Regions from separate parts of the Homo sapiens genome. Here region 1 is linked to region 2. A link is an interaction called in ENCODE POLR2A ChIA-PET data of the cell type or tissue named here. Cell type or tissue: MCF 10A. All regions are shown on one strand.

Region 1 (5,000 bases), 88 kb after region 2:
TGGGAAGGCTAGAAAGAAGCCTGACTTCTCCATAAGATGTGCCTGCTGTTGGTGCAGACAACAGGGCTTAGGTTAGAAATAAGAAGTGCCCAGCACTTTGGGAGGCTGAAGCGGGCAGATCACCTGAGGTCGGGAGTTCAAGACCAGCCTGAACAACATGGAGAAACCCCGTCTCTACCAAAAATGCAAAAATAATTAGCCAGGTGTGGTGGCATATGCCCGTAATCCCAGCTACTTGGGAGGCTAAGGCAGGAGAATCACTTGAACCTGGGAGGCGGAGGTTGCAGTGAGCTGAGATCGTGCCATTGCACTCCAGCCTGGGCAACAAGAGTGAAACTCCATCTAAAAAAAAAAAAAAAAAAAACAAAAAAAAACAGAAGTAAGAAGTGGCTCCCTGAACAGAATCAGTTCAACTTGGGAGGGCTGCAAGGAAGGCCATAGATTTTCCTGATTGGCTCCTTCATCATCAGAAAATGCTCAGGAAATACCTTTAGCGGAAGGTGACAAGCAAACAAAATAGCCTCATCTCTGTCTCTGCCAGTCTCTCAGGTGGTGGTAGTGGCGTCCCTACCTGCTAGCTTGGTTATTCTCTGTGTCCTATATTGGCCCCAAGGGACAGCCTTTCTCATGACATCTGTTCAGACAAGGCAGCTGAGAGTCAATGGTGGTGTATGGGTGAGAAGGATTGTGAGAGAAGGGGATGAAGGATACAAAGGAATGGGGTAGGCCATGGATGGAAGGGGGACAAAAGGGAAATAAAGACATTGGCAGTGGTCTAGAGACAGAGCAAATAGTAGCAGCTCAATAAATGTGAGCTACTCTTAACCACATAGTTGCTGTGTGATAATTGGGTCCATCCACATGAAAAGAAAGACGAAGGAAGCCATTTAAGTTCTGCTGGCTTTCCCCATGACTTGTTGCTTACTTAAACCCTTGACTCTTTGCCTCTCAAGTCTTTTCAATGCTTGTGGTCATTGAGGGTCCCTCGCCTGCTGTGACAATATTGCCTCATTTTTTTCTTGGGCTTATTTCCAAGGCTTTAAACCACCATTAGAAATTCATCTTTTTAAAAAATATTATTATAGAGGCTGCCCCCCATTATAATACAAATGCCTTTGAGTGGAAAAAAATGCACTAATATGATCAGGAGTGAGGAAAAGGGGTGATATTTGGTGGGTACTGCAATGTCTTTACATCTGTCTCCATTTAATCCTTAAGGTGCCCTATGCTGTATTTCCAGATGAGAAAACTGGGAATCAGAAGGGTTGAGTCTTTTGCCTGATGCACAGCAGAGCTTGTATGGCCAGGTCAGGACACTTCACCCAACTCCACACAGCCTCCTAATTTGTACTAAGTGTTCTAACAGTGGGGAGGAGGAGCAGAGAGGCCCAGAGTTGGAACGGTTGGAGAAGACACACTTATTAGGGCCACCCACTGGGCTATGGTTTGAATATTTGTCCAGTCCAAAACTCATGTTGACGTTTAATTGCCATTGTAACAATATTAAGAGGTGTGGCCTTTAAAAGGTGATTATATCGTGAAGGCTCCACCCTCATGAGTGGGGTTGGTGCATTATAAAAGGGTGAATTCAGCCCCTTCTTGCCCTCTCTTTGTCTTTCTGCCTTCTGCTATGTCATGATGCAGAAAGAAGGCCCTTACCAGATACCAGTTTCTTGATCTTGGATTTCCCAACCTCCAGAATTCTGAGGAAATAAATTTCTGTTCTATATAAATTACCCAATCTCAAGTATTTTGCTATAGCAGCACAGACTAAGACACACCTGATTCTGCATGCTAACCAGAGAAATATTTTTGACCTATTTTTTTCTTCTCTCAGCATGAAAATAAAACAAATAGGCTCAATGAGGACAAATGGGGTACAATCAAGGTCTTGGCCACCCTTAGAATTCAAGTCTTCCAGCCCCAGTGGGTCTGCCATTGTAGGTCCTGGTCCTTGGCAGTCACTTGTTTTCAAGCCTGTTGGATGTGAGTCACTTCATGAAACATTCAAAACCCTGCCTACTTCTGACCTAAATGTTAGCAAATGAAACAGGAGGGCTGGGCCCTCCCAGATCACCCCATGCAGGTGCTCACATGCTTACACTTGCAAAGGAAAGCAGAGCGTCCTAACTCCAGGGCTGAAGTGTGTCAGCAGAAGGGAGTTGGCTGAATTTTTTTTTTTTTTTAAAAAGGATGATACATTTGGATTAACTATGTTGATGAAATCATATAATAGAAAACCCCATCCTAGGCTGGAGCTGGGAAGAAAGGAGCAAATGAAGAGCTGTTGTCCAGTTCTGGGGCTCTGATCTCAAATGGAGGGAGGAGTGTGATCAAGGGAAAGAGAGTCTAAGAGGCAGGAGCCCTCAGTCTGAGCTCTGCACTTACTATCTAAAGGACCTTGGGCAAGTGACTTTCTGAGCCTCAGCTACATCATGTGTAAAATGGGGCAATAACATATCAGGTTGGAAGCAAGAGTCTAGGTTCAATGCCTTTGAGTGCCCTTCTAGTTTTAAGACCTAGAGTAGAATTCTGCTGGGGATGAATGTTTGTATACAAATAAGCACGAGCATTCCTTTTAAGAGGAAAAGAAAAAGGAAGGGTAGAGGATCCTGGGAAAATGTGTGTAGCTGTTTGTAGCTAGGTCAGATCTGCTTTGAATTAGTAATGGTGGCACATTCTTTCTCACCAGCAAGAGGAGTTCTGGAAACTAGCTCTTGGTTGTGAGCTCTGTGACTATTGGGTGCTCATTAGTGTGTAAGTGGTGGTGGGGGCTAAGATGAGATGGGGTGCAACTGGCCATTCCCTAGATAAGTAGTCTGTGGAGGAAAAGCAGAGAAAAAGAAAAGGGGGAAACTTCACCTCTTTAGCCAAGGTTTGTAAGCTTTCATAACTCTAGCAATTTTTCAATTTAAAACCAAACAAAGCCTACAGTGACATTTAATGTGTCACAGTGTTTGCCAACTGCTGGAGACCAGCCAGCCTCATTACTGCCCTCTAAGCCCTGGATGGTTTTCAACAGGCAGGCTTAGCTGCTCTGTAAATGTCATGGTGAAAACCAAGATTCTGGAGCCCTGAAAAATGCCGAGTCCCAGAGCACTGGATGGGTGGGACTGTTTAAAACCAGAACCTTCCCCTGGGTCCAGGAAGCCCTTTGCGTCAGGAGCCCTTGGCAGATATTTATAAGAGACCTTGCTGACACCCCAGTGTCTCTGAAGGAGGCAGGATGGAGTGGTAAATGGGAGCCAATACCAGGAAGAGGTAATAAATAACTGTGTCTGGCTACAGGTAGGAAAAGGAAAATCAAAATAAAGTGAAATCCGAGTGGACCTATGGCCTAATTCTCACATAAGACTCTGCTAGTGAGATCTTTTCTGGGCTCACATGTGCTAATTGGGGAATATAGTTGAGACGGCACTTAGAAGGAAGACCTCAAAGAGCCTCCACCCTCCAGGAGGGCTCTGAAGCTCCTCCCAACAGCATTCCTCTCTGGAGAGAATAGAGCATTCATTCTCAAACTCGAGCATGCACCAAAATCTCCCAGAGATATATCTGAGGTGGGGCTGGAGAATTGACATTTCTAGCAAGTTCCCAGGTGATTCTGATGATGCAATCTCCAGGGACTCTCCCTTCCAGAAGCAATGAACTAGAGACGGAGAAGGAAAACAGGAGTTTCTGATTGTGGGTATATGAGCACCTCTACTTTTTTTTGAGTTAACTCTTGACAGTTGATGCATCCTTTCAAAAAAATAGATTGAAAAGATACAGGATGCAAATAGCTAATACTTAGTGAGTGCTCCTTAAGTGTTAGATATTGTTCTAAGCACTTTACATGGGCTCGTTTGAAAGTCACAGCAGATTATGAAGCAACTAATAGTATTATCATTGTTTTACAGTTGAGAAAACAGGTTCAGAGAGAAGTAACTTATCCCAATTTAGTGGATATTAACTGGCTGAATTGGGGTTCAAACCCAGATGATCTAGATATCCTTGGGTGTTCCAAGCATGCTCATCTGAGTTCTGCTGTTTTAAAAATTTGAGACACACACATGCACATGCACACACACACACACACAAACTTAACTAACTGACCCTCCACTCATGGCTGGTGGAAAACAAAACTAATTCCTACGTTAACCTTTTCTTTGAAGATTTTAGGGGCTTATGTCTATCTTAGTCTTTTGCTTTGATTTCCCACTTCCACTGAATTCTCTTTTTTACATCTTATCTCCGGTCTACATCAACCTCCCCATGGAATGTGGCCCCTTTTCCACTAAGTCCTTTCCTCTCTCACCAAAGTTTCTCTGACTTGAGGCAGCATAATTGCAGATCAAGGCGGGATGGGGCAGGGCTATAGTTCTGCGCAGCAAAATCATTTTTTGATATATCACAAAATAAATGCATGTTCATAGCAAAGGGAAGGACAAAGTTCAAAAGAGTAATAAAATGAAAAAGAAGTCGTCTCCCCTTCATCGACTGTTGAATCTCAAGTGTTATTTCACTGTTAATAATTTCAGGTAGCACAGACATAAAATAAAAATGTAATGTTAGGCATCTCCTTTTCTAAAAAATCTTTTAGTATTCCCCACCCCTGGGAATTTCCCCTTGGGACTCCTTGTTCTCCATCTTTGAATATTTCCCCAGCTCTCTGGACACCCCTCTCCTTTTCATCTGTAAAGTAATCTGAGCTCTCTGTGCCTCTCTCCTCATCCTGCTAGATCATGGCCTGCATCCTGACTTTTTACCACGAAAATATCTAACCAGATGTTTTACTAAACAAAAACCAATTGTGTCTCTAGAGCTAATCTGCTTTCAAGTCTTAAATTCACAATCCATCCTGGTCCTGCCCCTTCCACATACCAGCCTCCCCATTCTCCCCTGCCCAGCCTGTGCCATAAGTAAATGAAACATAGTCTCAGTCCTCAAGGAGCTTATAGTCTAGTAATGGGGTCAAGAAATCCCAATGGAGCCTCCTAGGTGCAAAAAGAAATGGATAAGGT
Region 2 (5,000 bases):
TGGAGAAATTCTGGAAAACAGGGCAAATCATGTGCCTTAGAATTACCCTCCTGAGGAACAAGGGAGCTGGTATATTTACACAACCAAACCTTCCAGACATGGGTTGAAGGCTACTCCTGAGGAGTTTTAATTTCCTAGCACTTCCAGCCCGTGTGTACACACAGAGAGTAGCCTTCTAGCTTCCGAGAAAGCACTCAGACAAAGAGATAGATGCTAGCAGTTACAAGTTGGCTGGAGTGCATTAGAGGGACAGAGAGGAGGGACGTGAGTGGGGCACTGAGAGCATCTGAGACATGCTCACATTTCTTTATCCAAAGGAATTCACGTGGCAAAGGACGTCTTCAGGGATAGAGAAGTGTAATCCTCCCACAGAGGTGCAGCAATACTTGAGAACCAAAACAGGCCCTGAACCCTGATTCATAAGTATAATAAACTCTAGTTGACACAGTACATGTAATAGATGGTTAACTGAGAGCTACCATCCAGACCAGGGTGTTTTGACCTCAGCACTATTGACATTTGGGGCTGGCTAATTCTTTGCCGTGGAGGACTGTTTTATGCATTATAGCATGTTTAGCAGCATTCCTGTCCTCTACCCACTTGGTGCCCATAGCCTCCCTCCCCTCACCTCATAATTGTGACAACCAAACATGTCTCCAGGTGTTGCCACGTGTTCCTAGGGGAAAAGTCACCCCTGTAGAGAGCCACTGATGTAGACCATATATGCATTGCTAATTCCCAAGGAACTGAAATAAATTGTGGATGCCTCGATGGAGGTGTGCACAGCCTGATGGGAGAGACAGACAGACAGACATATAAACTGTAATGGCCAGTCCACCCTGGGTAACAACAATTTGAATTATGTAAAGAAAACAGAAATAGTTCAGGAGTGGTAAACATCACTTTTGTTGCAGGCTGGGGATGGTCAGGGAAGTCTGCAGAGACAGAGACAGCAGAGCGGGGTTTTAAAGGATGAAGAGGAGTTTTTCGGATGAGTGATCCCACATGTAGAAGTTAATGTTTCTGCTTGAAAATGGCATGTGTTACTTTGGTTCTGTGTTGGTTTGGGTTCCTAGGAGCAGATTTTACGACAAGGATTCAAACTCACACCGTTTATGATCTTTGGTGATTGTGGAGACTTGGGAATGCTACACTGAGACTGATGCTGGAAATGCTGACCTCAGAGCCAGGCTGATGGCAGGGCTGTAGTTACACCAGCTTTACCATATCATTGATCATGTGTAAGGAGCAATGTCAAGGGCTTTGGAGGCACTTAGAGGAGTTGCCCAAATGGCATGGATACAACCCAGCCCCAGAGGGACCAGAAGCACCTTTGCTGTATTATTTTAGTCAAGGGAGAAAGCCAGCTTATTCCTCGGCCTCCTCAGTATCATCTCCTGACCCATCCACTTTGATGTTTGTCCCATGTGTTGTGCAAACAAAACTGGATGTGGATTTGTCACTTAACATCTCTCTGCCTCAGTTTCTTGACCTGTTAAACAGAGATCATAAGGTTTTCTCTCTTGCTAGTTTCACAGTCTTACTCTAAAACGCATTGGCTGTGCGTTCAGATGAACCTGCCCTGCTCTGCCATCCACCAGGTATGGACTTCTTTTTCTCCATTTTCTCATCTGTAATATGGGCTTAATACCCACCTCACAGGGTTGTCTTGAGGACTGAATTGTGTGATGTCTATAAGCCCTCAGCCCTGCACCTGGCACACACAGTAAGAGAATAAATGACCATAAATATTAAGAAATAGGTTGAGTGTGCATAATGATAGCTAACTTGTATTGAGTGCAGGTGATGTTCCAGGCACCATCATGGGGGTGTGTATGTATTAACCTATGACTACAATAGGTATCCTGATTATCTCCATTTTACATATGAAGAAACTAAGGCTCAGGGAAATCTGATCACTTACCTAATGTGTGTAGTTAGTGAGTGGTATTCAAACTTCAGCAGACTGTTGAGCAAGTAATTGCTTTGCTGGATTGTTTAGTGCTTGGCATTTTACCATAGCTCTTTGAAAAGAAAATCAAGTCTTTAGGTAGATAGTTACATTCACCAAATGATTAGAGCCAGTGTAGCTACTACTGGGTAAATGAACTTTTCTTACTATTGACTGAGGCCCCTTTAGTACACTTACAGAATATTAATAAGAAAGTAGGTGAGAAGAAATGTATTTTTAATCACAGTATCTGAGCTGGCTTCTCAGTGTGAGTCTACATGGGTAGATGATGAATCACCCCAAACTGACCCTTTCCAGAAATGCCTTGTGAGGGCAGCACAAAGGAAAACTTTCCATTGCTTAACTCTCCCCACAGCCCCCACCCTCAGCTATTGAAATAAAATGCCAAGAGGCTGCTTGCCAGCTCCTGGACACCACCTCCAGAACAGCAGGGAGTGTCTTCTCTCCCTTTGTGGCAGGGACACATATGGTGTTCTTAGTGTCAGAGCAAGCAGACTCTGTTCCAAGAGCTGCTTTTCAATCCAGCCTCTGTGCATGGGATGGCAGCAATGGAAAACAGTGCAGGGTCCTGGGTCTGAGGGTCATCCTCTTTCTGCCGGTGCCCCTGCCACCTGCTAAGCTCTTGTCTTTGGTGGAACAGGAAATACCACTCAGTGCAGGTACAGACCTAGCCTGCCTTGTACACCTCCGTGTCCTGGTCCTTTGTAGATGCTTGAATGAGAACCAATCAGTGAGGAAAAGGTATGATGCCCCTCCTGTTCAAAACACCTATTGAGTACCAAGTACTACACCCAGATATCATTTTCTTCCTTCTTTCTTTGGCTCAGGTCCTAGCTCCAGACCTTGTCAGCCACGTGTCCTGGAGCAAGTTATTTTCTCTCTCTTTGCCTCATCAAGAAGATGGACATAATAATAATTCCGTGCAGAGAGTTGCTGGAAGAACTCAGTATAAAGCAACTGGCTGACAGAAAGTGCTCTAAGTGCTAGTTCCTCTGTCATTTTGAGACCAAGCCAGATGTGTTAGAGATGTCCCTGGGGGAACTTGTATCCTGGAATTTGACAGCCTGGAGAGATCTGAAGGCATTCTCTGGTCCTGTACCCCAAATGAGGTTTGAAACCCTCCAATGAGCTCCCTATTTTGTAAGTTACAAAACCTTTGGCAACCGAGAAGAGGCATCTGTAGCAACTTTAGCTGTGTCCCAAGCTCCAAGCCATCCGCCCTTCCTTCCCCACTACCAGGCAACAGCCTGCTGTCTGCCTCCTACTCAGACATCCACGGTCTGGAACAACCCCAAAATTGTCATCTGGGGCAGAATACACAACACCCAAAAGATGGTTTTGCTTTCTGAACCTCACCTGCAGCCACTCCTGGCTTCTCCACTTCCCATCCTTTATGACATTCATGCTGCACACCTCCCCTTCTCTAGAGAGACAGTAAGCCTCTCCAGTGAGAGGCAGGGTGTGCAATAGTAACATGCATTGGCTCAGGAGTCCGACTTTGAGGGTCTGCCGCTGACCTGCTTTGTGAACTTCAGCAAGTTGCTCAGTCTCTCTGTGCCTTCTTCTTGTCCCCAATAGGAATAATAGTAGTGCTACCTCATCAGGTTTTTGAAAGATTCAAACAAGCCAAATGTGAAGCATTTAGAATGTGGCTGGCACATAGTAAGTCTTCAGTGAAGATTAGCTAGTATCATTGTCCTAAAGTGATAAATGTCACCAAAAGGGGGAGTAGATGCTGCAACTAGAAGTTGGATGTAGTCAGGCTGCTAAGACATGAGACCTGAAAATCCAGTTTGCTGTGGATTTGCCATGGATTCCCATGGCGACTCTCAAAAGCAAAGTTGCTCAAAGGCCATTTAAGGCTCATAAAGTCAATGGTTGTTTTGCCTAAGAAATTTTTGTGGAATGAACAAATACAACATAGTAAGGATAATCATAATAGTTACCATATGTTGCATGCCACATTCCAGGCACTTTCACATGTATTGATGGAATTAATTTTCACTACAGTCCCGTGAATAGTTATTATTATTATCATCTGTTGTATGAATGAAGTATTTGAGGTTCACAGATGTTAGATAATCTGTCCAAGGCCACACAGCTCATGAGTGTTGAAAGTAGGATTGGAATCTCAGGTGGTGCTCCAAAAGATGTCCACTGCAGGCCACAGGATTCTTTATTTTAACATATTTATCTATGGCTGCTATTAGGAACCAACTGAAGAACAGTCCTCTCTCAGATGTTATATCTCCTGTGAAAATTTCAGATTGGGATTGAAATGGCCCAGGGAGGGGCCAGAGACAGCTATGAAAGAGCCACAGATATGGTGAGGAGTGTGTCTAGATGATCCAGACACCTGCGGGGATTGTGCAGAGCAGAGCTCTGCATCAGGCCACATGCAAAACATCTTGGGCATCTGCTGTCTGGGGTAGATGGTAGTTTGGAGAGTCCCCTGGCCCGATCTCCACCATTGCCTATACCAGGTGAGAACTGAAGCTCCATTCTCTGTGCTAACCTCTGGTCAGATTAATAATTCTATATAGCAGCCTGAATCCTACCAATATGATGACAAAAGTCTTTAATTATTTATTTATTTTTGAGACAGGGTCTCACTGTGTCTATCACCTAGGCTAGAGTGCAGTGGTGTGAACGTGGCTCACTGCAGCCTCAACCTCCCAGGCTCAAGTGATCCTCTACTTCAGCCCTTGGAGTAGCTGAGACTGCAGGCAGGCATCACCATGCCCAGTTAATTTTTGTATTTTTGTGGAAGACTTGGTTTTGCCATGTTGTCCAGGGTGGTCTTGAACTCCTAGGCTCAAGGAGTCCTCCTGCCTAGGCCTCCCAAAGTGCTGAGATTACAGGTGTGAGCCACCGTACCCAGCTGACAAAAGCCTTTATTCCTTTCTACCCTAAGACTAAATCCAACTCTGTGGCTTAGACTCAGAGTCCTCTGTGTTCTCACCCATTTGTCCCCTCTTCTTAACCTAAAGGATTGCCATGATATGGGAGATTTTGATGCCTGACAAGG

Evidence for each region. Peaks named below come from ENCODE experiments on the same cell type or tissue, not always from the same donor. Only the 100,000 strongest peaks of a DNase experiment are listed, where the experiment ranks them.
Region 1: POLR2A ChIA-PET joins it to region 2 with 24 read pairs; 2 of 35 experiments call an interaction of 5 or more read pairs at or near these places.

Annotation. Positions count from the first base shown.
Region 1 is chr11:35,273,638-35,278,637 of GRCh38, reverse strand. All of the region lies in intron 9 of SLC1A2 (solute carrier family 1 member 2), which reads left to right. Among named protein-coding and RNA genes, the nearest start is that of SLC1A2-AS1, 5.7 kb to the left of the region's middle. In MCF 10A, no CTCF peak of the experiment used is centred here; DNase peaks (open chromatin) are centred at 2,067 and 2,997.
Region 2 is chr11:35,361,550-35,366,549 of GRCh38, reverse strand. The region is part of intron 1 of SLC1A2 (solute carrier family 1 member 2); the gene reads left to right. Among named protein-coding and RNA genes, the nearest start is that of SLC1A2-AS2, 55 kb to the left of the region's middle. In MCF 10A, no CTCF peak of the experiment used is centred here; a DNase peak (open chromatin) is centred at 2,319.